Regions from separate parts of the Mus musculus genome. Here all the other regions are linked to region 2. A link is a loop called in an ENCODE intact Hi-C map of the cell type or tissue named here. Cell type or tissue: gastrocnemius. All regions are shown on one strand. Each heading gives the region's core, and the rest is flanking DNA. Links, peaks and the distances in the headings are about the cores only. Region 1 has its middle 16 kb from the start of Gm51577. Region 2 has its middle 22 kb from the start of Gm33103. Region 3 has its middle 28 kb from the start of Ints10.

What was found. A loop is a pair of places that touch in the nucleus more often than their neighbours do. Peaks named below come from ENCODE experiments on the same cell type or tissue, not always from the same donor. Only the 100,000 strongest peaks of a DNase experiment are listed, where the experiment ranks them.
Region 1: it touches region 2 in a loop (8-fold over the local background); 31 of 42 quality-filtered maps call a loop at or near these places.
Region 3: a loop joins it to region 2, with 6 times the contacts of the local background. A loop is called at or near these places in 12 of 42 quality-filtered maps.

The regions. Positions count from the first base shown.
Region 1 is chr8:68,833,600-68,843,932 of GRCm38, reverse strand. No RefSeq gene overlaps it. Among named protein-coding and RNA genes, the nearest start is that of Gm51577, 16 kb to the left of the region's middle. In gastrocnemius, for the core only: a CTCF peak has its summit at 6,132 (motif pointing left); a DNase peak (open chromatin) is centred at 6,122; H3K4me3 peaks cover 181 bases.
Region 2 is chr8:69,019,687-69,030,019 of GRCm38, reverse strand. No RefSeq gene overlaps it. Among named protein-coding and RNA genes, the nearest start is that of Gm33103, 22 kb to the right of the region's middle. In gastrocnemius, for the core only: a CTCF peak has its summit at 6,416 (motif pointing right); a DNase peak (open chromatin) is centred at 6,431; H3K4me3 peaks cover 188 bases; H3K27ac peaks cover 1,382 bases.
Region 3 is chr8:68,761,045-68,771,377 of GRCm38, reverse strand. No RefSeq gene overlaps it. Among named protein-coding and RNA genes, the nearest start is that of Ints10, 28 kb to the left of the region's middle. In gastrocnemius, for the core only: a CTCF peak has its summit at 4,420 (motif pointing left); a DNase peak (open chromatin) is centred at 4,437.

The DNA.
Region 1 (10,333 bases), core at 3,350-8,349, 190 kb after region 2:
AGTTTAAAATTGATAAACACGAAATAAAAGAACAAACAAAAAACCCTGGACATGGCTTCCAAACGCTGTGTCAAGTGCAGCTGACAGTTTAGTTGCCAGAATTTGCCTATCCAAGTTTCCAGCTATTCCAGGGGATAACTTTTCTTACAGGTAATAAAGGTCTGGTGACGAGGTGTATTTGTTATTCAGCAGTAAAATCTAATGTAGGAAGGGGCCTCAGGAGGTAGGAGGGAGGGAGTGGAAAGGGCTAGGGAAATGGGAAAGCAAGTGTAGGAGTGACCCACGTGAGTGTGATTGGACTAGAGCAGGCTCAGGGTGGTGACTTCCTGGGTTTATGTGACAAGAGCCAGAGTCATCCCCCACAGTGCCACAGTATCCACCTACTTATTCTCTCCGGCTGGCTCTGCCTCCAAATGCCTGTTGTGGCAGGTGAATAATGCTACTCACTACCTGCCCCAATGTTCCGAGTTCCTGAATGAAAGACACACACACACACACACACACACACACACACACACACACACACACACACACACACACACACACCTCAGTCTTACATATAATATGCCTTAATCAGCTCAATGGCTGAGCCACTCCCAAACATCCACATGGTTAACGCCTCCCCTCCAGTATTCCTGAGTTATTACTTACTAAAATCTATATTTCATCTTTGCTACCTTAGACCCGGGGGGGGGGGCGGCTGGGGTTGCTCTTCCTGGCTCCTACATGATTGGCATGCCCTCTCTTCTACAGCTCTCAAACCTGGACCTTATTCCTTTCTGGCAGTGATTCTAAATCCTCCTTCCTCTCCCAGTCCCCTTGCCCATGAATTCTAAAGTCTCACCTCTGTCTCTCTGCCAGCTATTGGTCGCCGGCGAGTTTATTTACCAATCAAAGCCACGTGGGGGCAGGGACCCTCAGTGTCTTACACGCAGAATCTCTCAATTTGGGGGACTCAATTAACATAATACAAGCGTTAAACCAAATCCACCACAAATACCCTTCACTGGGGGCTCTAAATTACCTGCATTTCAAGGCAATATTGTCAGCTTGGCAGGCTCTAGAATCACCCATGAGGCAAACCTCTGGAGATGCCTCAGTGGGTTTTCTAGATCACTGGTTCTTAACCTTCCTAATGCTGCCACCCTTTGATACAGTTCCTTATGTGTGGTGACCCCCAATCGTAGTATTATTTTGTTGCTACTTCATAACTATAATTTGCTACTGTTATAGATCATAAGGTAAATAGCAAATATGCAGGAGATCTGATATGCAACTCCTGTGAAAGGGTCCTTCAACCCCCAAAGGGGGGTCACAGCCCACAGTTTGAGAATCATTGATTTATCTTAATCTCTGGCATGTCTGTGAGGGATTTTCCTCATGACGTTAGTTGAAGTGGGAAGACCCATCTTGTATGTGAGTGGCTCCTCTGCGAGCAAGTGTCAGGGGATGGTTATGAAGGTCAATGAAGGCCAAAGAACAGCTTTTCCTTTTCAACCGCTGGTGGTTTTCACATCTCACTGAGAAGTTGTTCTGCCCCATTCCTGGGTTTTATCTACCCTGTTGCTGTCATTGTCATCCTACAATGACATCAGAACCCACCTTCTTCAGCCTCCCAATGTGGTAAAGGAACCTTCCAGCCCTTTGATGGCAAATAGGACTGCTCAGGCATGCAGCACCATGGACTGAGCACCTACCATACTCTGGCCGTATTGTATGAGCTAATCTAATATATTCTCTTTTAATATACATTCTTCCCGGGGGTTCCATCCCCTAGAGAACCTTGAGAAATACCAAGACTGTTCTTGAACCTTCGTCTGAGAGTATCCAAAGTGGGATAGAGTAGGCTCTGTGGCAGAGGGCAGAAAGATATAATAAGCCCTCTGATGTGAAAGGCAAGTGCTACAAAATGAATCTGAGTTTACACAGGGAATTCTAGAAAGCTGTGAAAGCAAAAGAAAGTCAAGGTAGCATGAATGAGTATTTGCGATAAAGGGTAGTGATTGCAAATAAACAGCAATCTGCGAGTGTCAGACATGAGGCTTCGGGAGGAAACAGTGTCTCCGTGGGCCTGGTACTGCCCAGCAGAGTGGGAGTAACAGCTGAAATCTCACAGCTCCCTGCAGCCTCTTTCTGGCCCTCCCAGCGCTGCTGCCCTGCAGGCAGAACAGTGTTAAATCTCAGCAGATTTCTGAATTCTACCCACAGCTTGAGCCTACATCCCAAACAAACCCACAAAGGCCACTTGGAGCCTCTCAGTTCATTCTAACCCCCTGAGCAGGAGGCGCTTAGACCAAGCCAGTAGTGTCAGTGCTGCCATCCATCGGCAAAACAAAAGCACCCATAGCTCAGTGCTGGTAGGGAATCCGCTACGAAGTTATCTGGAAAAGGCTAAGACAACCTGACGTTTTCATGCTTGGGATTTCTCAGGTTGGTTTTAGAAGTATTCTTACTTTTCCTGGCTTGGGTATATATGTACGCATATCCTCTCTGTGTTGAATAAGCAATTTAGAAAGAGCCTAAATTCACAACAAGGAAAAATAAGAATGGGACAGACACAAAAGATGGAAGAGAGGAGAACTGATCCCTGATCCCAGTCTACATTTACCTTAGCATCTAAGCAGGGCAACTTCTTAAGTCAAACCCTACCATAGCTTTTTACGTTTTAACATCTCTGAACTTGAATGCTTCTTACATTGCTGGGGAACATTTGTGACATATTCAGTTTTGCCTAGACATGTAACTCGTTTCAAAGCTACCAGCATCAGTGTAACGCACACAGGCTCCTGGAATAAGCCTCACTTCTGCCTGCCCCCTGCCGTTTTCTCCTGCATCTTGTCATCTTTCTCAAGGCTCAGAGGTCTTGTCAGAAGCTGTAGGTTTCGCTGGGCATGAGAGCATTTGTACCACTAAGTCAGTTTGCCCGGACTGTACTTTCCTCCAACTTAAGTAAGGTTATCATTCTCTTCCTACTAAAATCTCAGCTGCTGTATGTTCTTTTTTTATTTTATTTATTTTTTTATTTTTGTTTTTTCGAGACAGGGTTTCTCTGTATAGCCCTGGCTGTCCTGGAGCTCACTTTGTAGACCAGGCTGGCCTCAAACTCAGAAATCTGCCTGCCTCTGCCTCCTGAATGTTGGGATTAAAGGCGTGCGCCACCATGCCTGGCTCTGAATTATGTTCTTAAATACGTACATAAATAAAATAGCTTCCATTCCTTAGGAATCTGAATTTACTCACAGTATCTGTGTTTTCCTCATTGGTTTGCTTATTGATTAATCAACTGATCAATTGATTTATCTCCCCTCCCCAGATTATAAGGTTCTGTCTGACTCCAGACACACTCATAGTAGATGCTTAGTGAGTGTGTTGAAAGAATGATTATACGACAACTGAACTTTAATCCTGTAATACACAACATTGGTATTACCAAGTCAAGTTTTACCCAAAATATTTCATTTTGTTGAGTGAAAAACAAGAAAGAGTAAGCACTTGCTGGATGGGCCTGCCTGGCATAGGGTGCCATGCTAGATCTCAGTGCTGGACCCTATCCCCAGTTCCAGTTCCAGTTTTTAAGACTCTATATCGGTTTGTAAGCCCCTCCCTGCTTCATGAATCAAGAATAGAAATGAGCAAAGTGTGTGTGTGTGTGTGTGTGTGTGTATGTGTGTGTGTGTGTGTGTGTGAGAGAGAGAGAGAGAGAGAGAGAGAACGAGAACACCTATGTACAATAGTACATGTCTTAAAGTCAGCACAACCAGCAGGAGTTGTTTCTGTCCTTTCACCATGGGTTCCAGGGATCAGAATCAAGCTATCAGGCATGTGCAGAAAGCACTTTTAGCTTCTGAGCCCCCACACCAGTCCACCACATATTTTGTTTTGTTTCTTAGCATGAATAAATACATCTTTGCCGAGGGAATGACTTAATCATCCCACCAAGCACAACAGGAGAAAGGGTGTAATTCCAAACGATCGATCGTATGGACGAATCCCCTTGGGATGCAGATTCCAGTCAATGGCAGGGTAAAGGTTTAAGAAGCTATTAATCTCTCATGTTATGGATCCCTCGGATGTTCTGCCATTGGTACAAACAATGCCCTTAAATTTACCTATCGTAACCTGTCAATCACTGAGAAGTGGCTTATCAGTGCCCCTTTCTTTCCTGGCACTCTTCATTGAGAGCCTGCTTAGCAGAACTATAAGAGCAGTTACCTGACAGACAGCCAAGGAAGCCCATTTAGCCCTGGAGCGCCCAATATGGCTACTATGGTATCTCTTTTACAGATAAAAACTGAGCTTGAAGTGAAGTTTTCTGGAGCTATGTGAACAGCAGGTGATCCTTGTCTTACAAGTCTCTACTCTTTCATATTCAAATCCCAGATGGTACCTTTCAGCAGGGCCTCATTATTTACACATCTTACTTAAAATGAGAACAAGACAGACTTCTGTCACCAAGTAATGCCAAATTGCTTAAAATCAGAAAATAGAAGATCAGCTTCAGTTTCTTTTGCTTTCTCTACTCATCAAGTGACTGGTGTGCACACTGTCTTGACGTTCGCTCATCTAGCTCTTTGCTCTTTTCAGTATTCTGCTGTATATTCTCTCTGTGGGAGGTGAAATGTTGCCACTAAGTCCCCAGAAAGTGCCAAATGATGATAAAGAGAGTGAGTGCATACTCTAGTTTCGAGGGTTCATCAACAGAAAGGCATACAGGAATCATCACCCAGTTCCTCATCCATAGAACACAACTAAGACACAGCTCACATAGAGAAAGAAATGCACTGTAGAAAAAGTCAGCAGAGGAGTTCCAGCAGAGATAGACCATATGGAGAAAAGAGTTTGCTAATTGGAGTCAGGAGTAGGTGAGAGAAAGACAGTGACATGAGTTGGTGCATGGGAGGTAATGGGAAGTTGTCAGGGGTAGGTGGGAAGATATGTTGGTGGGCTACTGAAACACAGAGATGCTAAGGCTGGAAGAGTACTTGAGGGTGGCAGGGAAAGAGAGAGAGAGAGAGAGAGAGAGAGAGAGAGAGAGAGAGAGAGAGAGAGAGAGAGAGAGAACACCACTGTGGGTGAATAGCTTTTAGGATGTGCACAAACGCATCCCTTGCATTGCTGCAAGATCCATACTCAAAGAAAGAAAGGGCTGAGGAGATGGTTCAGTTGATACCTGAGGTTGATCCCCAGTGCCCACCAAAAAAACCAGGTGTGCCTGCGACCCCAGTGCACAAAAGACAGAGACAAGGCGATCCCCAGGGCGTGCGGTCCAGCCAGTGCAGTCAAATCAGCAAGCTCTAGGTTCATGAGAGACGGTTGTCTCAACAATAAAAATAGGATGGAGTTAGATTGAGGAAAACACCTAATATCAATCTTAGGCTTCCACATGCCTGTGCACATACACACAAATACTATGTGCACACACATGCAAGTAACACACATGTAGGTGGTCCCATCATGTAAAACGAGTGTAAATGGGGTCAGAGACAAACCTCCTTAGATCTTGTCTCCTCTTTAGAATCAGTGTTTACTCTGTCCACTTAACCGGTATCTTTGTGTTTTCAAAGTGTTGTGCCTTACACAAACTCTCAGAAGTCAGTAAAGGAATGAGTGGGCTCTGCAGCAACGCGCTGCTCCGCCCTGCAGGCAGGGATTGCTGGGAAAGAGAAGAGCTTAATGAATTCACATCTGCTTTTCAAAACAAACTTCCAAGAGAAATGGACCATATCAGAGAATTTGATGATTTCAGCTTAGTGTGGTCAGTGTGGAACTACTTGTGGTTATACTCTCCACAAACAAACAATTTTTTTCGCTAAAGATCAATCCACTTGAGCTTCTGGTTTTTTGTTTTCGTTTTGTTTGTGATTTTTTTTATTAGATATTTTCTTTATTTACATTTCAAATGTTATCCCCTTTCCTAGTTTTCCCTCTGAAAATCCCCTATCCCTCCCTCTCCCCTCCCCCTGCTCTCTAACCCCACCCACTGGCATCCCCCTATCCTGGGGCATAGAACCTTCACAGGACCTAGGGCCTCTCCTCCCATTGGTGAGTTTCTGGTTCCTTAGAAGAAAAAAACACTATACATGGACCCCTAGTGGCCGAGAAGAGGCAGGCTGTTCCTGCTGAGAAAAGGAGAGCGCCACCTGCTGACAATTGATCATGGAACTTGCTGAAGTTTTCCTTCAAAAAGCAAGTAACGAGTTTTTAAAAAATAATTTTCACTTAAATTTAAAACTAAAACATTAGTGTGTTTAAAACCAGAGAAGAGCCAGTGATGCATAGTAACAGCAGTCTGCGCTTCTCCTCTTCCCCACAACTCTTGTTTCCATCAGTAAATCGTTTTTGTGTGCCATTTGGAAAGGGCTTACCCTGCTTTCGATCAATCACTGGTAGGGCTTTTCACTACAGAACTCCTCAGGATGAATAAAATGTCTTTTCTCTTGGCTACTCAAGGTCCCCAGAGACAAACTCATCACTCTGACATGTGGCAGGCAGCTGTCCCTCCTAGATCAGGATTTTAAAGGAAGTTTGGAATGTTCCAATGTAATCTTTTTTAAAAATTACTGTTTATATCCGCACTCCAAGCAATGGGTTTCAAGACGGCCTCTTTGTGAATGTGTGTTTCGTCACTCCTCTCTCCTGATGTCCCCCTCACCACCCATCCCCAGAGCCAGGCTCCTTTCTTCTCCCCGTTGGTCTCAGCCGAGTTTGTTTTACATGTCTATCACTTCCCACCCTCCTCAAACACACATAGATGGTTACATGCATGCACACATAAGATAGACTTCTACACTTAGGTTCTGCGTAGGAAAGAACAGATGCTGTTTGTCTCCCTTTTCCTGCAAAGGTCATGATATCCTTTTTCTTTAGAGTTGCATAAAATTCCATTGTGTGTCTCTACCACATCTTCTACAGCAACCACACTGTCATCCAGACCAAAGCAGAAAAGGCGTACAACAAATTCAATCTCCCTTCATGAGAAAGTCCTCAGGAAACTAGCAACAGTGTGCCCATAACTCAGCACAATAAAGGATCTATACAGCATGTGATGGTTTGTATATGCTCCGCCCAGGGAGTGGCACTAGTAGGAGGTATGGCCCCGTTGGAGTAGGTGTGTCACTGTGGGTGTGGGCTTTAAAACCCCATCCTAGCTGCCTGGAAGCTTGTATTTTGATAGCAGCTTTCAGATGAAGATGAAGAACTCTCAGCTCTGCCTGCATCATGCCTGCCTTGGACGCTACCATACTCCCACCTTGATGATAATGGACTGAACCTGTGAACCTGTAAGCCAGCCCCAATTAAATGTTGTCATTTATAAGAGTTTCATTGGTCATGGTGTCTGTTCACAGCAGTAAAACCCTAACTAAGACAAAGCATAACATCTATAGCTGACAAAAAAAAAAAACAAAAAACCCTGAGAGCTTTTCTTCTAAAATCTAGAACAATGCAATGGCTCTCACCCTCTCTGCTCTTATTCAACATAATGCTCAAAGCCTCCCCTAGAATAAAAGGAAGGAAAAAAAGATTAAAAATAGGAAGGAAAGAAATCAAATTATCCTTCTTTGCAGATGACATGACTCCATGGTTAAAAGTTTAAATACTCTTCTGTCAGAAGATTCTTAACTCTCATAAATGCTCTCATCTTCAAACCAGTAGAACACAAAATCAATACATAAAAACCACCAAGTAACTTTTCTGTACAGCAATAATGAACTCTGAGATAAAAACAATCAGGGGAAAATTCCCTTTTTTAGAAGCTTCAAGGAAATAATAGAGTACGTAGGAACAACCCTCTATGATGAAAACTTCATAACACTGAAGAAACTGAAGACTTCAGGAGATGGAGAATGGCATTCCAGGCTCATGGACAAAGATATTCAATGTTGTGGAAATGGCTATATTACTGAAAGCAGTCAATGCAATCACCATTAAAATTCTAACAACATTCTTCTCAGACCTAGGGAAATCATCCTATAACTCACAGGGAAGCATGGAAGTTCTGAATCCCAGAGCATCCTTACAGAGGGAGGAGAGTTACAGGCACTACAAACCTGCTCTCAGGTTTATCATGGAGCCGAAGCAGCATAAACAGTACAGTACTGGCACCAAAACGGACCCATAGACAAATGGAGTTGACTCAAGACCCCTGAAACAACTACACAGTTACAGCCACCTAGTTTCTGATAAAGACTTCAGGTATGTGTTATCCCTGGCTGCCTGCTCCCTCCCTCTCTCCTTCCTAGTCTGGCCTGAGTGGCCTGTCCTCTATTCCTTCCTCAAGACACACTGGGTCCTCTGAACTCATGTGCCACAGTCAATCTTTCTTTCCTTAGGTTGCTCCTGCCAGACTTTCTGCCACAGTGACATAACACATGGGTCAAGAACAATGTGTGACTCAGTAATCATGCTCACTGGCAAAAACCAGTTGTGTTAATTTCTTGGCCACACTTTAGTTAGTGTCCCTTGGGCCCTGATGTCTCCATTAGGCCTCTGACTTAGTCTGCTGAGTTCAGCTTCATTAAATGAGTTAATTTCATTAAACCAGTTTTTTTTGTTTGTTTGTTTTTTGTTTTGTTTTTGTTTTTTTTTTCAGACAGGGTTTCTCTGTGTATCCTCGGCAGTCCTGGAACTCACTCTGTAGACCAGGCTGGCCTCGAACTCAGAAATCCGCCTGCCTCTGCCTCCCAAGTGCTGGGATTAAAGGTGTACACCACCATGCCTGGCACTAAACCAGTTTTTAAGATCTATCCACCACCCCCTTGTCTCTAGTTAAACTCCCTCACCATGGTTAATATGCAGTTTCCTCTACTCTACCTCAGACCCTCAGGCCCAGCCCAATGAACCTCTTAATTCATAGCTTCCTCATCTGTGCACTGGTTACAGCTCTCCACTTGAATTCAGTCTCTCCGATACCGCAATAGTCTTGAACAAAACCTGTCTTGCTATTTTTAACAAGGACTGAGAAATATTCTTCCCAGAAAAGCTCCCCGGGGATGATTTCTTTGGTAAAGCTCAGTAGCCCTCAAAAAATGATGAATAGAAATAGAGTTTTAAAGCAGAATAGACCAAATGCCTAAAGGTAATTGCTTCTTTTTGTTTGAAATGAACTATACTGTACCATGTAGGAAATGAGCAAACTCTGAGTATAGAGACCTATGAATCTTGAGATGAGAATAAATCTTCTTGCAGTTAAACAAAGAAGAATAATGTACGTGAGAATTTACATATTGTCTGAGGCACCTTTGCACTCTAATGGCAGAGTTGAACAAATGCTGAAACGATGGCCCCAGAAGCCAGATTTATATATAATATACAGTTCCTTTGTATAAGAAACACTTTCAAATATATAGTATGAATGGTGCTACAGGACAAAGTGCAGACCAAGAGATCAGTTGGATCCATTCTCTATGTTAGCAATGAGCACTGTGGCTAGCTTTGGAGATAACTGATAGGACATGGGTCTCAGAGGAGCCACTTTGTGACCTGAACATTGAGTTGGGTTTAACTTGGGTTAAATTTGAAAATCTACTGTGTCATGGACATATGCTGTACACAGCTTTTAGTACTGCATCTTAAATTTACTTTTAAAACTCATGTGCTGGAGGTTTGGAAGTTTAAGAAAATCAGAGGTGGACCCTAGGACAAGAGACTGAGGCACATATTTTACATATCAAAGCAGACCTGTCTCCAGGTTCTCCCAGCATCCCTCAGTCCCTATTGGACATACCACGTTCCCATGCTGAATTTTCCAGGCCAGACATTTTGCATGCACTTGCATGCTCTCTCTCTCCTTCTCCTTCCCCCTCCCTCTCCTCTTTCCCCTCCTCCTCCCTCTTCTTCTTTCTCCTTCTTTTCTCACTCTCTGTGCACTCATGCTTGCCTTTTCTCTCCCCCTCCCCCACCCGCTCCCTCTCCCCTTGGCTAGTGAACTCGTGAAAGAGCAGAGTCCCACTAAACCTGTCTTTGATATAATCTAATCTGGTTTGAATTGGCTCGTGTCACTGGAGGAGAAATAACCTACCAATGGCATCATTAAGGACTTAGGTTTTCCAGGATTCTGTTTCCTATAAGATTATTATTATTTTCTTCGTGAACAAGGGGTATTAGGTATATAAATCTATTATAAGAAAGGAAAAAATGGTACTTCAGGAAACTTGTAACTCTTTGAGGCTATTAAAACAGTATAAATAAATCAACAGCCCAAGGCACTTGCAATGTAATATAAATATCACAGTGGCTAGAACTCCCATTGCTCTCATAGAAATCTTCAACACATCTGTAATGTTGCAATCTTCTCTTCCTGCATAAGAAACTGAATGTGTGAGCTGCAGAAACC
Region 2 (10,333 bases), core at 3,559-8,558:
ATCTGTCTTGTGGAGCAGGCCTAGCATCCAACCAAAGAGCAGTTAGTTACTGTGGCATCATTCTACCAGTAGGCACATAGTAAACTTGACCAGTTTGGGGCTGGAAATCAGTCAGCATTTAAAGAGTGCTTGCTGCTCTCCCAAAGGATCCAAGTTCAGCTCCCAGTACCTACCCTGGGCAGCTCACCACTCCCTATAACTTAAATTCCAAGGGATCAAGCACCTGCTTCTGACCCCCGTGGACACCTCCATGCTACCTCTAGTATACAAAGATGCACACACATGTACATAAGCAAATTGTTTTTAAATCTCTCAAGTGTTTGAGCCACTATTTCTGGCTTATGGATCCTATCCTCTATGTTCACATTCTTATCTACTACTGTTATTATATTACAGAAAAGCTATTATATTGTAGAAATTGCCCAGTTTTTTTCTTGACAACAATTTTATATAATCTACTGTCTCTCTTTAATGGTAGATAGATACGGAATATCTTTGCTGGCCTCTTCTCTGCTCTTCAACTTCCAGATATAGTTTTATTATGACTTTCTAAAGTAATAATACTAATCTGCATGCTTATTGCTCACTGCTGAACTGGAGGCATGGAATCTGATTTCATTGTTTCTCCAGATTTTGTTTCTCAAGAATGCTTTCAGGAATCTCTTTGTTTTCTTTTCTTTTTTTTTTTTTTTTTTTTTTTTTTTTTTTTTTTTTTTTTTTTTTGGTTTTTCGAGACAGGGTTTCTCTGTATAGCCCTGGCTGTCCTGGAACTCACTCTGTAGACCAGACTAGCCTCGAACTCAGAAATCCGCCTGCCTCTGCCTCCCGAGTGCTGGGATTAAAGGCGTGCGCCACCACCGCCCGGCCTCTCTGTTTTCTTAAGGGGCTCTCTTTTCTCTCCACCAACTTTCCCTTTCATGAGCTCATCTGCTTTTACTCTGCATGCTCATATCTGTGCCAGCAGAAAAGTTGTCCTAGTTTCTGCATGAGGCTCTCTCCCTCTTCCTTAGGCTCCAAAACCCACAAGTGGTACAAGGACACTTAGAAGGGTGTGGTGGGCAGGGTTAGAGAGCTGAGATCATTGTCTTGTCTCCCGAGCTAAGATTTCCTCACCCACCCAGCTTCCCAGCTTCCCAAGTGTTTTTTGGGAAAATACTCTTTTCTCCTTTGCTTCTCTCCTCTTCAATTTTTTTTTAAATAATTGGAGTGTAACACATCCAACATGTGTAAGTTTTGAGTGAGTACTGATAAATTTGTTTTATATATATATATATATACTTTTCTGATAAAGAAAGCATACACTTGTAAGCCTTCAAAGACAACAGTCTCCTCACACTTCTTCCCGGTGACTCACCCACTCCTACAAACCTCTGCGTTCTGTCCCCATTAATTAATTGTGTTGACTTTCAAAGAAATATTGACTTTCATCCATTTCTCAACTAAGATTCCTTTTCAGTTAGAACTTCATGATATGTGGTACTCTTAAAGGGCCTCTCACTTCATCCTGCTGGATTTGGCATGATGGTACCATTGTGCAGATGAAAAACTGAGTCAGATGTAAAATGATCAGCTTGATTTCAGATAGTCACTTCTCGTACAACAAATAGCAGAGCCTTATTGAACTCAGACCAACTTGGCTCCCAAGTCTGAGCACCTTCTCTTTTAAGCCAGTTATCCTTGTTAATGCTGTCTGCTTTTGAGTAATGTTTGGTAGACATTGGTAGATTGTTTCTGGCACATTCCTTTAGGAGATAACCAAGATATATACAATGGACAGAAGCCTAGAGTCCAGACTTAATCTGGATGGTGTCTGCCATGGAAAAGCCTTTATGTGTCTTAGTAACAAACTTACTCTGGCTGTCCCGTGTTGCTGCAAGGAGCAGAGGAGGGAGTGTATGACTGGGCAAAACCAGAACAAAGGATTAGTCTCCTCTAAAGGATCTGATGGTCAAGTCTTTCATAATTCTCCAGCTGTAGAGAAGAAAGGAGACTCGGATAGGGAGAAGCTTGGAATCCTCGGGAGGGGAGGGTGTTGTCAGCAAGCAGTGGGAGAGGTAGGGAAAGGAATGTGCGAGAGGAACAAAGGTTGGCGGGGTGGGTAGATAAAGGCTCTTGAGCAATCTCCAGGAGTTGTCCTCAGAAGAATAGATGAAAAGGCAAGGGGGTGGGGAGGCTGGAGGTGCAGCTCAGCGCTGGAGTTCATCCATGTGCTAGAGAGGAAAAACTGGAAAAGCTGTCTGGGCAGGAGGTGTGGAGATGGCTAGTCTCTGTCCCCAGTAGTTAATCTTCCCTGGTTATTTGATGGGATGCTTAGGGAGAGGTTTTTAAGACAATTGCACTTCTCCCTTTGGTCAGATAAGTGAGTTCCAGAGTGAGCCTGTTCCTGTGCTCAGGAGAGAAAGCAGACAAGGTCAGAGGAACCTGCATTCTGAGCAACTTCTCAGGCCTGATAGTGGATCAAAGCACCATCCCAGGGTATCTTTGCCTGAGCCTCAACAACATGGAAATTTACAGGTGTGATTATATGTCTTCAGATTCTGGGGTTGGGTTGGGGGCGGGGGAGAGAAGGAGACAGATTGTATCTAAGAAATGGAATCTTTAAGGGAAGGGAACCTGTCCCAGCCAATGTGCGAGTGTGAAGTGTGGCCAGAGAAGGGTCAGAAGGATTCTGAAGGTGGAAGGGGCTGTGAGAACATGGGGGTCTCAGATAGCTGGGAAAAGCGCAGACACAGATTCTTCAGAACTCTGATCCTGCAGAAGAGTGCCTCCTGCCATCTCGTGGATTTTAGCCCAGCGACATTTATTTTGGATTTCTATTCTACAGAACAGTAAGAGTTTTGAAAAAGATGTATTGTTTTAAGCCACTGAGTTTGTAGGATTTGTTCTAGTAGCAATAGAAAAATAAATACAGACATATACACACATGCATGTATGTAAAGAGGATGAAAGCTTAAGAAAAATCAGAGAATTATATACTTTTATTTTTTGTTTTTAATTAATTAATTAATTAATTAATTAATTAATTAATTTTGGCATTTCCTTTTTATTTAAAATAGATTATCTTCTCACATAATGTGTCCTGATAAAAGTTTTCTCTCCTCCTCCTCCTCCTCTTCTTCTTCCTCCTCCTCTCCTCCTCTTCTTCCTCTTCTTCCTCCTCCTCAGCCCTTCCCACTTCCTTTCCCAGCTGGATCTATTCCATTTCTGTTGTTTATTAGAAAACAAAGGGACCTTTAAGGGATAGTAAAAAAATATAATAAGATAAAACCAAAGCTAACATTGGAATAGGACAAAACACAAAACAGAAGAAAAGAGCTCTTCACACACACAAAAAAAATTAAAAGCATAAGAAATAGATCCACTTGTTATTTGCATACTCAGAATCTCATAAAACCAGTAAACTGGCCAGATGTGGTGGCACACACTTTTAATCCCAGCACACAGGAGGCAGAGTAAAGCAGATCTCTGAGTTTGAAGCCAGCTAATCTATATGAGCTGCAGGACAGCCAGGGCTACACAGAAACACTGCCTCAAAAACCAAAAACAATAAGAAAAAAAAAACAAAAACAATAAACTGGAAACCTAGTATATATGCGAAGGACCTGGGTTGGGGAGACAAAATAAAATAAAAATAAAAAACAAGATAAAATTAAAAAAAAAAAAAGAAGAAGAAGAAGAGGAAAAGCCCTAATCAGGACATTACGAGACAAGAAGCCTCCAAAGATGCTTCTGAGTTGTTTTGTGTCGGCCGTCTACTGCTGGCCATGGGGCCTACCCTTAAGAGAGGTTTGTTTCCCCAGTGAGACTCCCTCCGAGGAAACAAATTTTATTTTTATTTGCAAAGTGGTTATCAATTAGAGACAGCTGCTGGGTTCCAGTGGGGCTTGTATCCACTTCTCTTCTCAGCTGGATGAAAGAGCTGGTACACGGTGGCTGTGGCTTTAGTCTCTGTGAGTTCATGTGTGAAGGTCCTGTTGATTTAGAGGGCCTTGTTTTCTTGGTGTCCTCCATCCTTTCTGGCTCTTACACTCTTTCTGCTTCCTACTCTGAGAGTTTACTGAGCCCCAAGGGGAGGATGTGATAGAGACAATCTCTTGGGGCTGAGCATTCCAAGGTTACTCACTCTCATACTGTCTGGCTATGGGTCTTTGTCCTGTCTCGTTCTCTATCTGTTGCAGGAGGAAGCTTCCCTGATGATAACTGAGCAGGGCACAAATCTATCAATATAGCAGAATGTCATTAGGAGTCATTTCATTGCTGCATTTTTCCCCTTAATAATAATATTTGGTTTTACCCTAGGTCTCTAAGCAATCTAGTCTCTGGTTGTTGCATCCAAGCAGTGTTGGGTATAGTTTCCATGTCATGGTGTAGGTCTTAAGTCAAATCTTATATTGGTTGGTTACTCCCATAAGCCTTGTGCCACCATTGCCCTACTTACGTTGCAGGCAAGACACTACTGTAGATCAAAGGTTTGTGGTCGGCATGATGTTCATGTTTCCCTTCTGGTGTTCCAAAGATGCTAGAATGTAGGAGTGAAGGCTCTTTGCAGGCACTGCCTCTACTTCTCCATAGTCAATGGGTTGTGTAGGTATTGTCTTCAGCAATAGGGCCTTCCCTTCAGTTTTGTGGAGAGCAACCTATAGTTTCAGCAACGACTTGGGTTGTTTGAGGGGTTCCCATGAAACTCCTTGGCCTACAACTCAATAAGATGTAACCCAATCCTAATATTGGAAGATTCATGTGGTGATAAGAGATAACCAGTTCAGACTCTGTCTCCCCATAACTTGGTGATCTTATCTATCCCTTCATATATGCATATATTTTAGGTAGTTTCTATTGTGTTAGTTTTCCATATTACCACTCAAATGCCCCTTTATTTAGCTGCCTCTCATTCTGTTCCCTCCCTCATCTTCCTCTTCTCACTTCTTCTCTTTATTCTCCCATTCTGGCTCCCCCATCCACCCATAACTATATATTCTATTTCCTTTCCCTTACCCTATATCTATCTGTTGCTCTTCAGAGTATAGCTTGGTGATCACTGACTTAACAGCTGATACCCACATATAAACAAATACATACCATATTAGTCTTTCTGGGTCTAGGTTACCTCACTCTGGATAATTTATTCTATTCCATCAATTTATCTACAAAAGTTGTCTTTTTTTTAAACAGCTAAGTAATACTCTAGTGTGTAAACGTACCACAGTTTCTTTATCCATTCTTGTTGAGGGACATCTAGCTTTTTTCCCTCCAGTTTCTGGCTACTATCAATAGAGTAACAACGAACTACTGAACATGGTTGAGCAAGTGTCTGTATGGTACATGCCAACGATAGGGCTGGATGTTGAGGTAGATCTATCTATCCCCATCTTTCTGAGGAACTCCACACTGATTTCCACAGGGAGTGTACACATTTTCACCCCCACCAGCAATGGATAAGTGTTCTCCTCCACATCCTTGCCAGCATGAGCTGTCACCCCCCCCCCCCCCAGTCAGGGTTTCTCTGTGTAGCCCTGGCTGTCCTGGAACTCACTCTGTAGACCAGGCTGGCCTCCAACTCAGAGATCCGCCTGCCTCTGCCTCCCAAGTGCTTGGATTAAAGGCGTGTGCCACCACGCCCGGCGAGCTGTCACTTCTTTTATTGGTCTTAGCCATTCTGACAGGTGTATCTTGAAATCTCAGAATAGTTTTGATTTGCATTTCCTGGTGGCTAAGGAATGTTGAACATTTCTTTAAGAGTTTGTCAGGCTTTTTGAATTTCCTCTTGAGAATTTTCTGTTTAGATCTGTGCCCCATTTTAAAATTGGTTTGTTTTCTTGGTACCTAGTTTGGTTTTTGTATACTAATCCTCTATCAGATATCTGGTTGGTAACAGAATCTTTTCCCATTTTACCGGCTGACACTTTGTCTGAATGACGATGTCCTTTGCAGTGCAGAAACTTCTTAGGTTCCCAAGTATTCCTTGTTTATCTGTTGTTTATCTTAGTTTCTGTGCTGGCGGTCTTCTGTTCAAAGAGAGATTTTTCTTATGCTAATGAGCTCGAGCTCTTTCCACTTCCTCTTCTGTCAGGTCCAGTGTATCTGGTTTTATGTTGAGGTTTTTGATTCATTTGAAGTTGAGTTTTGTCCATAGGCTTGTAGATTTATGTCTGGGTCTTCAATTTGATTCCATGGGTCAGCATGTCTGTTTTTGTATCCACATCATGCTATTTTTATTACTATAGCTTTGTAGTACAACCTGAAACTGGGGATAGTAAAATCCCCATCGGTTCTTTTGTTATTCAGGGTTGTTTTAGTTACACTAGGGTTCAGGGGTTCGGGATTATTTTTCTGTTGTATCAGGCAGGTCTGGAACTCAGCGTTGGAAGGAGGCTGGGCTGACATTCTTGGGCAGTCTTTGTTCATCCTGTGTAAATCCACCAGGTGGCGCCCTCACCACACGGTTGAGTGTACTTGGCAACTGCTTTCTCAATTTCAGGGATTTTTTTTTTTTTTTTTTAAGTTTTAGGGATTTTTAGCTCCTCTCTTCACACCTCCCACCTCACCAACGCTGTGAAACTGTTACTTGACAAAAGGCCTGCGGGAAATTTATGAAGTGGCCTTGTTTTGATCACTCATCTGGCACCTTCCAGGTTAGAGCATACAAGCCGCCACAGGCGCTGTGGTTTGCTTGCTGTAAGTTCTAGCTTCTCAGGGCCAAGCCAGTGTTTCCCAGATCCTATCATTTAAGTTCAGTGGATGACTCCCTAATCTATGTATGCTATTGTGTTCTCTGCCTTGGCCTTCGCCCATCTCTCTCCTTCAGTTTACACTCACTAACTCACTAATTCATTCATTTCCATCGTCATCGTTATGACATGTGAAGCTCTTATAGTGTTATCATGCTGGAAAAACAAGACCGGAGCTGAGGGCATAACCCTGTGTACTAAAAATATTTAGCAATGTGGCCTGGGGCTTCTTCCCTGCCTTAGATCATTTATGTCCCTGGATGAAAGACACACACAGCCTTTATATTTTTAAATAGCCTTAGTCAGCACAGTAGCTGGGCAGCAACCCCACCCTCCATGCTGTTAGAATCTACCTTCCTATCGATAACCCAAGTTATTACTTAATATGTTTATCTGGGCTGCCCTTAGCTCCAATTGGCTAGCCACATACTTGTGGCTCAGTTTTTCCACGGCTCTCCTCCCTCCTTCACGTTCTCCTTTTTCCATGACGGCTTCTGAAACCTCATCCCCACCTATGTCTCCTCTACCCATTGGCTGTTGGCATCTTTATTTACTAATCACAGTTAACTGGGGCCAGGGTCACAGGGGCTACACATGCATGCTCCAGGTTTTGGGGTCTTGCACTTAGCATTGCAATAGACATTAAACGACAAAACCTCAACAGCCCTGTCAATAAAAGTGCTTGTGAACATAATATAGTTACTTGTCTGCTGCTGCTATCAAGTGTGACAAGAGCAGAGCAAAGGAGGATGGGTTTACTTTGTCTCAGTTTGAGGGGACAGGCCATCGTGGTGGGCAAGTCATGGTGGCAGGAGCTTGAGGCAGCTTGTGTATCACATCTGCTGTCAGAAAACAGAGAGGAACGCTGACACTCAGCTAGCTTCCTGCTTTGTATGCAGCCTGGGGTTACAGGCTGTGGAGTGGTGCCGGGGCCCTGTAGGGTGGGTCTTCCCATTTCAATTAACCTAATCTAGAAACTCTCTCACTGACGTGTCTAGAGGCTTGTCTCCTCAGCAAGTCAGGATTCTGTTGACTTGATACTTGATTAAGTATCTTGATAATCTAGAGATAGTTTAAAGAGTACAGGAGGATACAGTTTATACGGGGTTATTATTGTATGTAAGAAATTAAGCACCAGGGGATGTTCCAGGTTCTAGGAGGAGCCCTGGAACCACCTTCCCTGGATGACTTAAATGTTTTACTTTCGTCTTAATGTAGCAGTGTTTGTACTTCTATTGTATTTTTGGTGTTCTAAAATAATGAGCCTAGAGCTCACTATTCAATAGCTTAGATAAAATTCACTATGTAGTCCAGGCTGAACTTGAATTCACAGCAATTCTCCTGCCTCAGCTTCCTTAGTGTCGGGATTATAGGCACGAGCCACCACACCTGACTTTGTGCTTTTATAAAGTTCTTTCTCTGTGTGATCAGGAAGACGAGCTAGGTGTTATTCCCCCCCCCCCATGATGTTTTTATTGACTCTCTGGGAGTTTCACAGCATGCATTCCAATCACAATCTCTTCTCAGTTTTTCCATGTCTGACCCTATTGTGATTTTCCTCTCAAAAGAAGTAAAAAATAAAAATAAGAAGAAAAAGGAAGGAAGGAAGGAAGGAAGGAAGGAAAGAAGGAAAGAACACCAAGCCTACCTTGTGCTATCCATACACTCACTGAAGCATGGTCAGACTCTCCGTGACCTGCCCTTTAGATAAAACTGAGTCCGTCCTATCCCACACCTCAGCTAGAAGCCATCAATTGTATGGAACTACTGTTCAGCATCTCTGTCATACTTTTAAACGGCTGTTTCGATGGCTTACTTTTTGTTGCTGTGTTGGGGTGGGGGTCGTTGAGGGGGAGTAGGAGTTGTCACAGGAGCCTTCTGTGTCCCCCTCAGCTGTGCATCTGGAGTCACAGATATGACAGCAAAAGTTGCCTCCTTGCTCTTCACAGTCAACTGGAGCATGGGTCATGGGTTTTCACAGTTTCTGGAGGTAGCCCAGACCAGGACCATGGTCCTCTGCTGCAGTAGGACCGCAGACCCAGACAAGGCCCTTGGAAGCTTCTTGGACCATGGATATCAACATGGGTTTGAAAGACCCACAACGTGAGGACTCCCCCATGTTCTGACTCAGGAGAGGCGACACCCCAAAATCACCAACGAGAAACGGTCTTGCTGCAAATTGCAAGAGGATTTTTATTCAAGAGCGCTCTCGGGCCCACGGTCATACACCACGCAGGGGTAGAGGACCGTGGCGCCCCAAGTAGCTGAGTAAGGGGGTATTTAAAGGAAGGAACCACAACTCAAGGAGGTGGGAAGGGCATTGTTGGAAAATACCAAAAATACCAGTTAAGAGTCACAAGGAAGTACAAAGTCACAAGTGTCAGGTTATCTCTCAAGACAGTTTCTAAGAGCCCCTAACAATCTAAGAGTGCCTAGCAATAGCACCTTTGCATAGTGGGTTCCAGCAATGGTCAGGGTGGGTCAGGGTGACTTTCCTCCAATGAACACTCTTTGAACCCAGGAAGTGGGTGGGTGGAGGAAGGAATGTCGCTATCTGTTTTATGATTAGCATACCTTGGAGCACTGAGTTTACTACTCTTTCAGGTTCAGGTGGCAGCACAGCCTGGGTTCAGGCCATGGACTTCCACATGGTTCTTGGTGGTAACATGGGCTAAGGATTAACACAGATGCCAGCTACTGTGGGGCCTTGGACCCAGTCCCCAGCATGGCATGCCTGAGAATCACAAGGGCTGGCTCTCTTGTCTGCAGACTCTAATGCCTCCCAGCTAGGTGTTTTAGTATAAATACCAAGAAAGGACATAAACAGGTAAGAGAGGGGATGAACAAAAGAAGGCAGAATTTGTAAAATATTATAAACTGAATAGGGGGAGTGTGGTAAGGTGTGCCTTTTGGGGGTCCAGCTGGGTTTCCTCATCCTCTGCTTCCTGCCTCTAGGGTGGTCAGATGCCCCCTACTGGCTTGGAGGATGAAGCACAGTCTGGAACGGGTGGGGCTTTAGGATCTCCTGGCCTGCTGGGAGGAGCGGTGCTTCTCTAAAGATGAAGGCCTTCTTTGATAGACAGTCTTCTGTGAAACATCTCACTTAGCTATATTTGGGGTGGGCTGGTATGCCTACACTTTATTTGAGGTGAACCGGGGTATACAGCAACCTTGGAGAGTGGGAAGGAATTTTCAGGGTAACTGAAAATCATTGGCTAGAGTTTAAAGTTCTGTGAATGCCTCATTTGTATGGAGACTTTCCGGGAATCTCAGGTACTTGCTGGGCACATTCTTATAGGGGAAAAAGAGGAAGTTTGTAAGTCTGCCAAGAACTACTCAACCTTCCCCAGGTAAGGGTGTGGGGAGTCAAGATCCACAGACATGGTTAGAAAAGGGGAAGCCTTGCTGGTAAAGGGAGACCTCCATTTTCTGTGGAGCTCAGAGGAGCTATCTAGTCATGGTAGACTGTGACCTTAATTAGCAAGGTTTTCCCAAAGGGAGGAACAGAAAGAAGTGTGAGACTGTACGGCTTCCCTCCTTCTTGAGTGGTGGGTATCATTGATCCTTTGGTCCAGGAGAGAATAAATTTTAAGTTAGAGACCAGT
Region 3 (10,333 bases), core at 2,425-7,424, 260 kb after region 2:
CCAGGCTAGTGTAGGCTAGGTACTGAGTCTCAGTTCTGGAAAAATAAAAACTTTAAACTTGGGAGTAGTTGTTTATGCCTATAATCCCAGCACTTGGAAGCATTCATAGAAGTATCAGGATCCCAAGACTAACACCTTGGCTATATGAAAAGTTTGAGGCCAGCCTGAGCTATATAAGACCCTATCTCAAAAAAGAAAAAAAGGACTGGAGAGATGCTTCTGTTGGTAAAGAGCTTTTGGTGCAAGTATGAGGGTCTGAGTTCTGGTCACCAGCATATAAGTAAAAGCTTTGTGCATTTGTGTCCTTCTGTGTCTTAGTTACTTTCCTATTGCCATGGCAAACACCATGACCAAGACAACTTAAAGAATAACACATTTATTAGGGCCTTAGAGTTCAGAGAATGTGTTGATGCCCATCATGATTGGGAATATGGTGGCAGGCAAGCATGGTGCTGGTACAGCATCTGGGAGATTACAGATGATCCATAAGCTCTAAGTAGAGAAAGAGCTAACTGGGAATGCTATGGGCTTTGAAACCTCAAAGCCTTCCTTCCCCTAGTGACATATTTCTTCCAACAAGGTCACACCTCCTAATCCTTCTCAAACAGTTCCACCAACTGGGAAACAAGGATTTAAATATATGTACCTATGAGGGATATTCTCATTCAAACCACCACATTCTATAAAACCAGACCTGGGGAGATGGAAATAAGATGTTTGATGGAATTCATTAGCTAAACTCCATGTTTAGAGAAAGACCCTGTCTCAAAAGTCAAGGTGGAGAGTGATTGGAGGAAGACACCTGAGACTGACACCTGGCCTCCACACACATGAACATGTGTATATATATACAGAGTGAAGGGTGTTACAGAATATATACATTATAAGAATATATATATTATAAAATTATTAGAATATATTATAAAAAGTATAAGTCTCCTGGGTAGAGCTTATGAAGCCCCACTCATCCCCGAGGACATATGTGGAGGTAATGGTTTGTAGAGGAAAGAGATGTTCAGTGTTGTAGCCACTGGTAAATTGTGAATGATTCTGTAAATAGACCCTCATTTGCCTTCATGTAAGAAACCCTAAGGAAGCACTCCAGTACAGAGCAGGAAGTGGCTCACATGGCCCCATTGCTAACTGAGAAGCCATTGGCAGTTGATGGCCTCTGTGGGTACAGTTATTTATGTATACATACCCCAACAAAGACACAAACATATACACATAATTAAAAATAATAAAATAAGTACTAGAAATAAAAAACAAATCCAGTAGTTACACAATATAAAATGAACACACAAATATGAGTTCAATTCTTATACAGTAACAATGAGTTCAATTCTTATACAGTTAACAGTGTATCAAAGGGAAGAGAAGGAACCAGGCCTGTTTACAGTAGCGCTTGAGAAGTAAGTGCTTAGGTAAAAAGCTCATTAAAAAGGCATATGTTTTATATCTTGTCATTAAAGAACATTGGTTTTTCTCCTTCCATCATGTGAGTCCCATGGATTGAATTTAGGTCATCAGGCTTGGCAGTGGGTTCCTTATCATCTGAGCCATCTTATCTGGACCCCTTTCCCTTTCCTTGTGTAGTTCTTTTGCCCAAGACTTCCTAGAATGGAGATGTCAGGTTTTACCCCTTTTAAGGGAAATGTTTTCAGTTTTTTTGTAATTAAAAATCATATTAGTTGTAGAGTTGTTTGCCTTTGTCAAGTTGAAAAAAAAATTGAAGCTGACACATGCCTTTAATCCCAGCACTCGGGAGGCAGAGACAGGCGGATTTCTGAGTTTGAGGTCAGCCTGGTCTACAGAGTGAGTTCCAGGACAGCCAGAGTTATACAGAGAAACCCCCCCCCCCCAAAAAAAACTTCCATTCCTATTTCATGAAACATTTTTATCATGGAAATGGATAAAATTTGTTAAATGATTTTTCTGCATCCATTGAGATAGCTATGTGTGTTTCTATGCTCTGCACAACCTCCCATTATAAGGATATATATATATATAATTGGTTTTTCATAAACAAGATGTAAATATGATCAGGTATGTTTATATGTGATATGCTACAATGAAATCACTTATTACATTGTGCTTGTGTCTGTGTACAAAATCTTTTCTTGAAGGTAACTATCCTATACAGGGGCAACACACTTCTACAGTTCCAATACTTTTTGGGAAGGGGAAGCAGGAAGATCAAGAGTCTGAACCCAGTCTGTCTGTCTGTGACTGTCTCAAACAGAGGAAATATTTTTCCCTTCATGTAGTTCTAGAAACATGTCTGGCACAACCCTTTTGATGTGCTGCTCATTTTGGTTGAGTTGCATCTTGCTGAGGGCTATTGGGTATATCTTCAGATGAGATTGTTGCTGGATAGCTGTACTGGCTGGTTTTGTGTGTCAACTTGACACAAGCTGGAGTTATCACAGAGAAAGGAGCTTCAGTTGAGGAAATGCCTGCAGGAGATCCAGTTGTAAGGGAGGGCCCATTGTGGGTGGTGCCATTACTGGGCTGGTAGTCCTGGGTTCTATAAGAAAGCAAGCTGAGCAAGCCAGGGGAAACAAGACAGAAAGAAACATCCCTCCATGGCCTCTGCATCAGCTTCCTGACTTGCTTGAGTCCCAGTCCTGACTTCCTTTGGTGATGAACAGCAATGTGGACGTGTAAGCTGAATAAACCCTTTCTCCCCAACTTGCTTCTTGGTCATGATGTTCGTGCAGAAACAGAAACCCTGACTAAGACAATAGCTTTCTTGTAGTGTCTCTGTCTGCATTTGCCATTGGGTTGACCATATCCTCTATAGTTAGGAAATATACTCTCTCTTCTTTGTGTTTTGGGGAAGAGTTTGAGAAATCAGAGTTAATTCTTTTAATTTCTTTGGTAGAATTTACCAGCAAGACCATTTGGTCTTGGATTTTTCTTTATGTAATTAATACCTTTGATTTCCAAATCACTCTTATGAGTTATCTGTCTGTCACTTTTATTTTTTAAATTTCCCTTGGCCCAGCATTATTTCCTTGGAGAAATAAGTCCATTTGGTCTAATTTGTTGGCATGTTCAAGTATTCTCTTATAATCTCTTTTATTTCCTTAACATCTGTAACAATGTCTACTTTCCCTCTTAGATTTTTATAAATATTAGAAGGACATGAGTAAATTTTAAGTGGGAGACTATTGAATCAATCAATCAATCTATCTATCTATCTATCTATCTATCTATCTATCTATCTATCTATCTATCTATCTATCTATCTATCTATCTATCTGTTTATTTATTTTGGTTTTGCCTTTTTGAGATGAGGCTTCATGTAGCCCCCACTGGCCTTGAACTCTCTACAGCTTGAACAAGTCAACGATGACCTCGCACCCTCTGTTCTTCTGCTTCAAGTGCTGAGATTATTGTGCTTCCACTCCTAGCTCTCAGACCCCTTGTCCTAAATCTGTGCAGCTTATGTCTCAGGAGGCCATCCTTAATGCCAAAGATTTAGAACTAAAACTCCTGAGTCTGGTTGGGTTAAAGTAAATGGTTACAGATCTTCCTTCAAAAATTTCCAGTGCTTTTGGAACATGTAATTTCTATCTCTGAAAGAGACTGTTGCAATGGCGTACAGACTGGCTGCTTCTGTTTTCACAATAACATCAGGTGTGCAACATCTCTAGATGTTACAGTACTGCAGACAATGGAGTAAGAAGACAGTATCCCGATTTCATGTTTCTTTAACTGCCCCATTGCCTATTGTTATGCATATATTATACTATATGTTATATATAATATATAATATACATGTATACTATACATATATAAATATACATATATAATATATATGTATATAGTTAGTTCACTCTATGTGCGCCTGATTCAACTTCATAGAGAATGTAGGTAAAAAAAAAAAAACATAAAGCAAGATTTCCACTTTAAAAAATCAGGAATAGTTTCTAGAAACTAGAAAGCGTTATAAAGACCAGAAAATACAGTATCCTTAAAATTGACAGAAAAAGTTTTATTGTTTCAGTGAAGTTTAGAAGAGTCAATGACAGTGTCTCAAATGAGAGATAAGGGTGGTGTGAATTGATACATTTTAGTAATTTGATAATACATCTATAACTTTGAGCCAATAGTTATCAATAAATACTGTCTGAAACATTATCTTAAATAAGTTAAGAGTTTTATGTGGAAAAAAGAAAGCCATTTGTATGGTAAAATAAAATAGATTCATTTGGCAAGATAGGAATGAAGTATAAAAAAAAACCCCACGTTTCACTGTGGAGAATGCAGATGTCACTTGCATCAGGAATGTCTCAGAATAGTGTTTTTCAGCTGGGAATTTCTGACCAAAGGCTGTTATTAATGGCTGTTTCTGAGGGTGGTTTTGTCTGTCTTGATATCAGGTAGTAAGTGGGAATGTGTTGCTGACATCTAGTGGTCAAGGTGAGACATGCTGTTAACAATGTGTCCTGCCCCCACCCCTCGGGCACCCAGTGCTATCACCACCACAGAGAATCCAGTTGAAAGGAAAGCAAGCCATCAGTGTGCTTCTCTTCTCACACTAGGCACTGCACATAGACAAGAAGAGTTAGGATAAAAAGTTCAATTTTAACTACTTTTTGATTAGAGAGTAAAAGCAAAATGTATTACATTTGAGCTGCAACTGAAGAGAATTCGATAGTGAATATCCATGTTCCAGGGACACATTCTAGTCTGTTTAAAGAATAATGTGAGACAAAGCAGGGATACTTGGAACTCCAGAACTACAGCCAGAGTCTGTTCAAGTGGTGGTGGTACATGTCGTCAGATGCGACTTCTTAGGGATGATCTCAAAGAGAAATGTCATGGAACCAGCCAGTTCTGTAAGTCTGACGATAGTGTCTGTTGTTTCTTGATCTTGCCACCTTTATTTAAAGACCTGTCCCTTCTTTTACCACGTAAGAAAGCTGCAAATCACCTGCCTAGGTTTCCATGAGAATTATTACAATGCAAGGTTTTGTTGCAGAGCCTTTTGGTTTATCTTTTTTTGTGAATGATGCTTTTTGTTGTATTTATTAATATCAATTTCACTTATGAATAAACTTAATAATGGAAACAGATGAAAAAAAATCAAGTGCACGTGTGACTTTGACTATTCTGTTTCTCATTTGATAAACTGATTATTGACATGGGAGTCAACCAGCACCTTTTTGTCGATTGGTGAAACCTGGTTTCCTTTGACCATGAAATTGTCTTATGAAAACACAGATCCTGATGAGAGAGAAGATGGCTCTTGTCCAATGGGCTCACACTCTCTACCTCTCCAGGGCTGACACTTTAACTGACCTACTGCCTGGACTGTCTTGGAAAACTACCTCAAAGGTGATATTTTGTTACCTTTTAACATATATTTATTTGTATTTTTTTAAACTTTTTTTTTTTTTTTAAATCACCTCTGCTAAAGTTATTTTCATGTGCAGCCAACTTTCAAATATTACCATTTTGGATGAATGGCCAAATTAGGTAATTTGGAACCAGGATACATTGATTTTTCATCTTGACTTTTTTTTTTTTTATCCTAACATCAGGTGAATTTGACTGGAAAGCAAATGGCTATTATGAAAGCAGTTTGCTATTGTTACAGACTTACTTACACTTCGCTCAGCTGGAAAAAGATGTAGAATGGATGTAAAGAGCATAAGCTGACAGAACTGAATGGATGATTGGTTGTAGGCTTTTTCTTTCCTTTGTTTTTGTTCTGTTTTAGCAGCAAGAAAAGATATTACTTCATACCCTCTCCCTACGGTAACAGTTTTGTTTTCTACTGTTAATGACATTATATATTTATAGTTCTATGTTTACCATTGTGCATGTACTGACAATAAAACAGTATATAACATTACTTGAAAGAAAGAATGTGTAACTCTAATTTTATCGCCAAATTATTATAGAACTAACAAAATGGCTCGGATGACAAAGGCATTTAGCTGCCAAACCTGACAGCCCAAGAGTTTGACAGCTAGAACCCACGTGTAGAGAAAAAGAACTGACTCTTGTTGTTCTCCATGTATGACTTCCACAACATACGTTCAAATAAATAAGTGCAAGTTTAAAATAATTATTCTAGAAATATAACAAAAAATTAAGATAGCTATGAAATAACACATTAGCACTAGATAGAAAACATGTATAGAAAACATGTTTTTATGAGAGCAGTTGCTACCAGGTGTAGTGCCCCACATCTGTATGCCCAGCATTTAAGAGCTTGAGATTGCAATGAGTTCAAGGCCAGTGAGACTCCATAGCAAAAATCTGTCCCAAAAAACAAAAGGAAATGTGTAGTTGTTATTAATACCTACAATCATATAGACAAAACTCTTTATAATTATAAATATATGTATACATCATACTATTATTAAATCAATGCAATTAACACACTTCCCATCTGATATAAACTATAACTTATTTTTCTCTTAAGACCACTTGAAGTGTAACCTATTAGCAATTTTCTATTTTCAATGCACTATTATTAAGCACAGTTACCACATTATACAATAGAACTCCTGAATTTGTTCTTCCCAATTGAAACTTTGTATCTGTTGACCTATAATTCCTTCAACCCTCTCCTCTAGAAAAGTTTTTCTTAAGATGTCAAGGGTCCAGCCCAGTCTTTACATACATGCTAGGTAAACTGTCTATCTCTGAGCATGTCTAGTATTATTGGGCAATATTTTTTTACATATACAATGTGTAAGAGTTATTATGCATAATACTTTACAGATGTCAATATGATGGTGATAAAATTTATATAAATAATGATGTGTGAAAAAAATTTCCCTTAAACTCATCACCAAATTATGGTTAATAACTTAACTCACACTGTAGGCTCGTTCTGAGTCTGACATGTGGTTAACCACTTGTTCCATAAATATTTTTACTGTATGTGTTTATTTTATGTGTGTATGTGTTTGTGAGCATGAGTGCATGCCACAGCACGTGTGGAGGTCAGAGGACAGTTTATGGGAGTCAGTTCTGTCTTCCCATCATGGTGGTCCTGCTGATTGAACGCTGGTCATCAGGCTTAGGGGCAAGTGCCATCTAAGTCATCTTACTGGCCTGGAGTCATTTTTAAACCCTAGCTTGTCACCATCTTTCCTTTTAAAAGGGACGATATCCCAAATGCTCACGATATTCTCTTTAGTTTTCTTTTCTATTCCTATCTACACAAAACACCATCATAATCCAGGCTGTCTCATAGAAATTGTTTTTTTTTTCCACTCAGTACTTTTTAATCTTATCACTTCATGTTACTGCAGTAACTTCTTCCTTTGAGCAATTATTCCAAACTGTATTTGTGTATGCCTGTATGTTATGCATGAGTTTGGGTTTGATGTGGCCTTTAAAGGGATAACTAAGGCAAAATGAAATCACTGGGGTAGACTCTACTCCAATCTGTGTGCTTTAGGCATCTCGAGGGCCTGGATCACTGTTTTCCAGAGAGGACTTTGTTTTACCTTTTGTTATGTGTGTCAGGGGATGCTACTAATCTAGGAGCAGCTTGGCTCCTTCAGAATCCTCAGCTCAATGCTGTAGTGGCAGGTTTGCTGTCTAGACTCTGTGAGGCAGTGAAGGTGTTTGCTACTTCACCTTGCAGCTCTATCAATTGCGATTTGTGTGGTTTCCTGCTATACTATCTGGTAGATGCATGTGTAGGACTGACCACCACAAACATACTCTTTTATTAGTGCAATGGCTCTCTGAACTCTAGTAAAAGTCACTTGTTCTAAAGCTTAAACTGTATTTTCCAACTCCTTTTGTGCATATTTTCTCATTCTTTGACTTTTCCCTTGTTTTTCTTCTCTTCTCTTCTCTTCTCTTCTCTTCTCTTCTCTTCTCTTCTCTTCTCTTCTCTTCTCTTCTCTTCTCTTTTCTTTTCTTTTTGTCCTTCCTTCCATTTTGATTAGATTTAAGGTCTTTCTAGGTCAGCACTAAGCGTTTGTGTGTGTGTGTATGTGTGTGTGGTCGTTTTTTGTATGCTTGCCACTCTTTTTTTTTTCCCTTTTCTTTTCTTAAACAGCTAGTCTGGCCTCATATTCACTAAGTATTTTGAATTCCTGATTTTCTTACCTAGCCTCTCAAGGACCTAGGATTGCAGGCATGTGGTGCCTGACTTGTCTCTTATCTATATCTTTAGTGTTTTTTTTTATAGAATTATTATCTTTTACTTTAAAACTTATCCTAATCTAGCAAATGCCTTTTAATTGAAGTTAATAGTTGAAAGTTAGACAAGAGTGTCCCAAACTGACTCTAAACTATTTTTGTTATCATTATTGGGATATTAATAATTGAATGAATAAAAAAATACTAAGTTATTCAAAAGCATTGTTGCCTGGCACATGATAGAGATGTGTTTACGGTTACCTAGACTCAGAAAAATATGATCTCTGCTAAATTTTACATATGATAAAACAAAGAGAGCAAGCTATCAATTTGTGTGATATCAATTTGTGTGATGTCATCCTTTTGTATTTTCATTCTGAGGTGACAAAGTTGGGAACAATGGCTATTGTTCCACAGGTGCTAATCTGCTGTGAGAGGATTACTTGCTACTGACTTTTTAATTGCCCCTAATGATGTCTGTTCCTGGTTTTGCTTAGAACTCAAAGCAGGTTATGTTTTAATCAAAATTGAGGCTTGTCTGAGTAGATCTATCCTCTGTGTTATATCCCAGGTCCTTTTCAACAGTGCAGTGGGACAGCAGAACCTTCTGATGCCTGGTGTAGCTGAAATGGATGCCTACAGGGATGTGGAGTCCAGAGGCTATAAGGATCTTAGCTTTGTTGGAGTTCGTCAAAAGACTCTCACTCACAAGTCTCCCCAAGTGAGAGTGTGGACTACAGAAGCTAACAGCCTCTGGAACAGGCGGGAGCCACAGAGCTTCTAAGGCAGACCCTGTTTCAGGCTCCAGACATCTGGGCACCTTCCCTGCCAGAGGAGAGGTGTCTGCCCGGCCCGGGAGGGCATTGCCAGAGCACCTTCGGGAGCCATCTTGGTTCCTGGATCCCTGCACAGGTGAGAGTGTGGACTACAGAAGCTAACATCTTCTGGGACAGGCCCTGTTTCGGACCTTCATCTTCTGCCAGGAGGCAAGTATGAACACCAGATATCTGTGCACCTTCCCTGCAAGAGGAGAGGTTGCCTGCAGAGAGTGCTATAACCACTGAAACTCAGGAGAGAGCTAGTCTCCCAGGTCTGCTGGTAGAGGCTAACAGAATCACGAGAGGAACAAGCTCTAACCACAGACAACTATAACAACTGACACCAGAGATTACCAGATGATGAAAGGCAGACATAAGAATCTTATTAACAGAAACCAAGACCATTCACCATCATCAGAACCCAGCACTCCCACCTCAGCCAGTCCTGGGCACCCCAACACACCCAAAAAGCTAGACCCGAATTTAAAAGCATATCTCATGATGGTGGTAGAGGACATCAAGAAGGACTTTAATAACTCACTTAAAGAAATACAGGAGAACACTGCTAAAGAGTTGCAAGTCCTTAAAGAAAAACAGGAGAACATAACCAAACAGGTAGAAGTCCTTAAAGAAAAACAGGAAAACACATCCAAACAGGTGATGGAAATGAACAAAACGATACTAGACCTAAAAAAGGAAGTAGACACAATAAAGAAAACCCAAAGTGAGGCAACACTGGAGATAGGAACCCTAGGAAAGAAATCTGGAACCATCGATGTGAGCATCAACAACAGAATACAAGAGATGGAAGAGAGATTTTAAGGTGCAGAAGATTCCATAGAGAACATCGGCACAACAATCAAAGAAAATGGAAAATGCAAAAAGATCCTAACTCAAAACATCCAGAAATCCAGGACACAATGAGAAGACCAAACCTACAGATAACAGGAATAGATGAGAATGAAGATTTTCAACTTAAAGGGCTAGCAAATATCTTCAACAAAATTGTAGAAGAAAACTTCACAAACCTAAAGAAAGAGATACCCATGAACATACAAGAAGCCTACAGAACTCTAAATACACTGGACCAGAAGAGAAATTCCTCCTGACACATAATAATCAGAACAACAAATGCACTAAATAAAGAGAGAATATTAAAAGCAGTAAGGGAAAAAGGTTAAGTAACATATAAAGGCAGGCCTATCAGAATTACACCAGACTTTTCAACAGAGACTATGAAAGCCAGAAGATCCCAGACAGATGTTATACAGACACTAAGAGAACACAAATGCAAGCCCAGGCTACTATACCCAGCCAAACTTTCAATTACCGTAGATGGAGAAACCAAAGTATTCCACGACAAAACCAAATTCACACATTATCTTTCAACG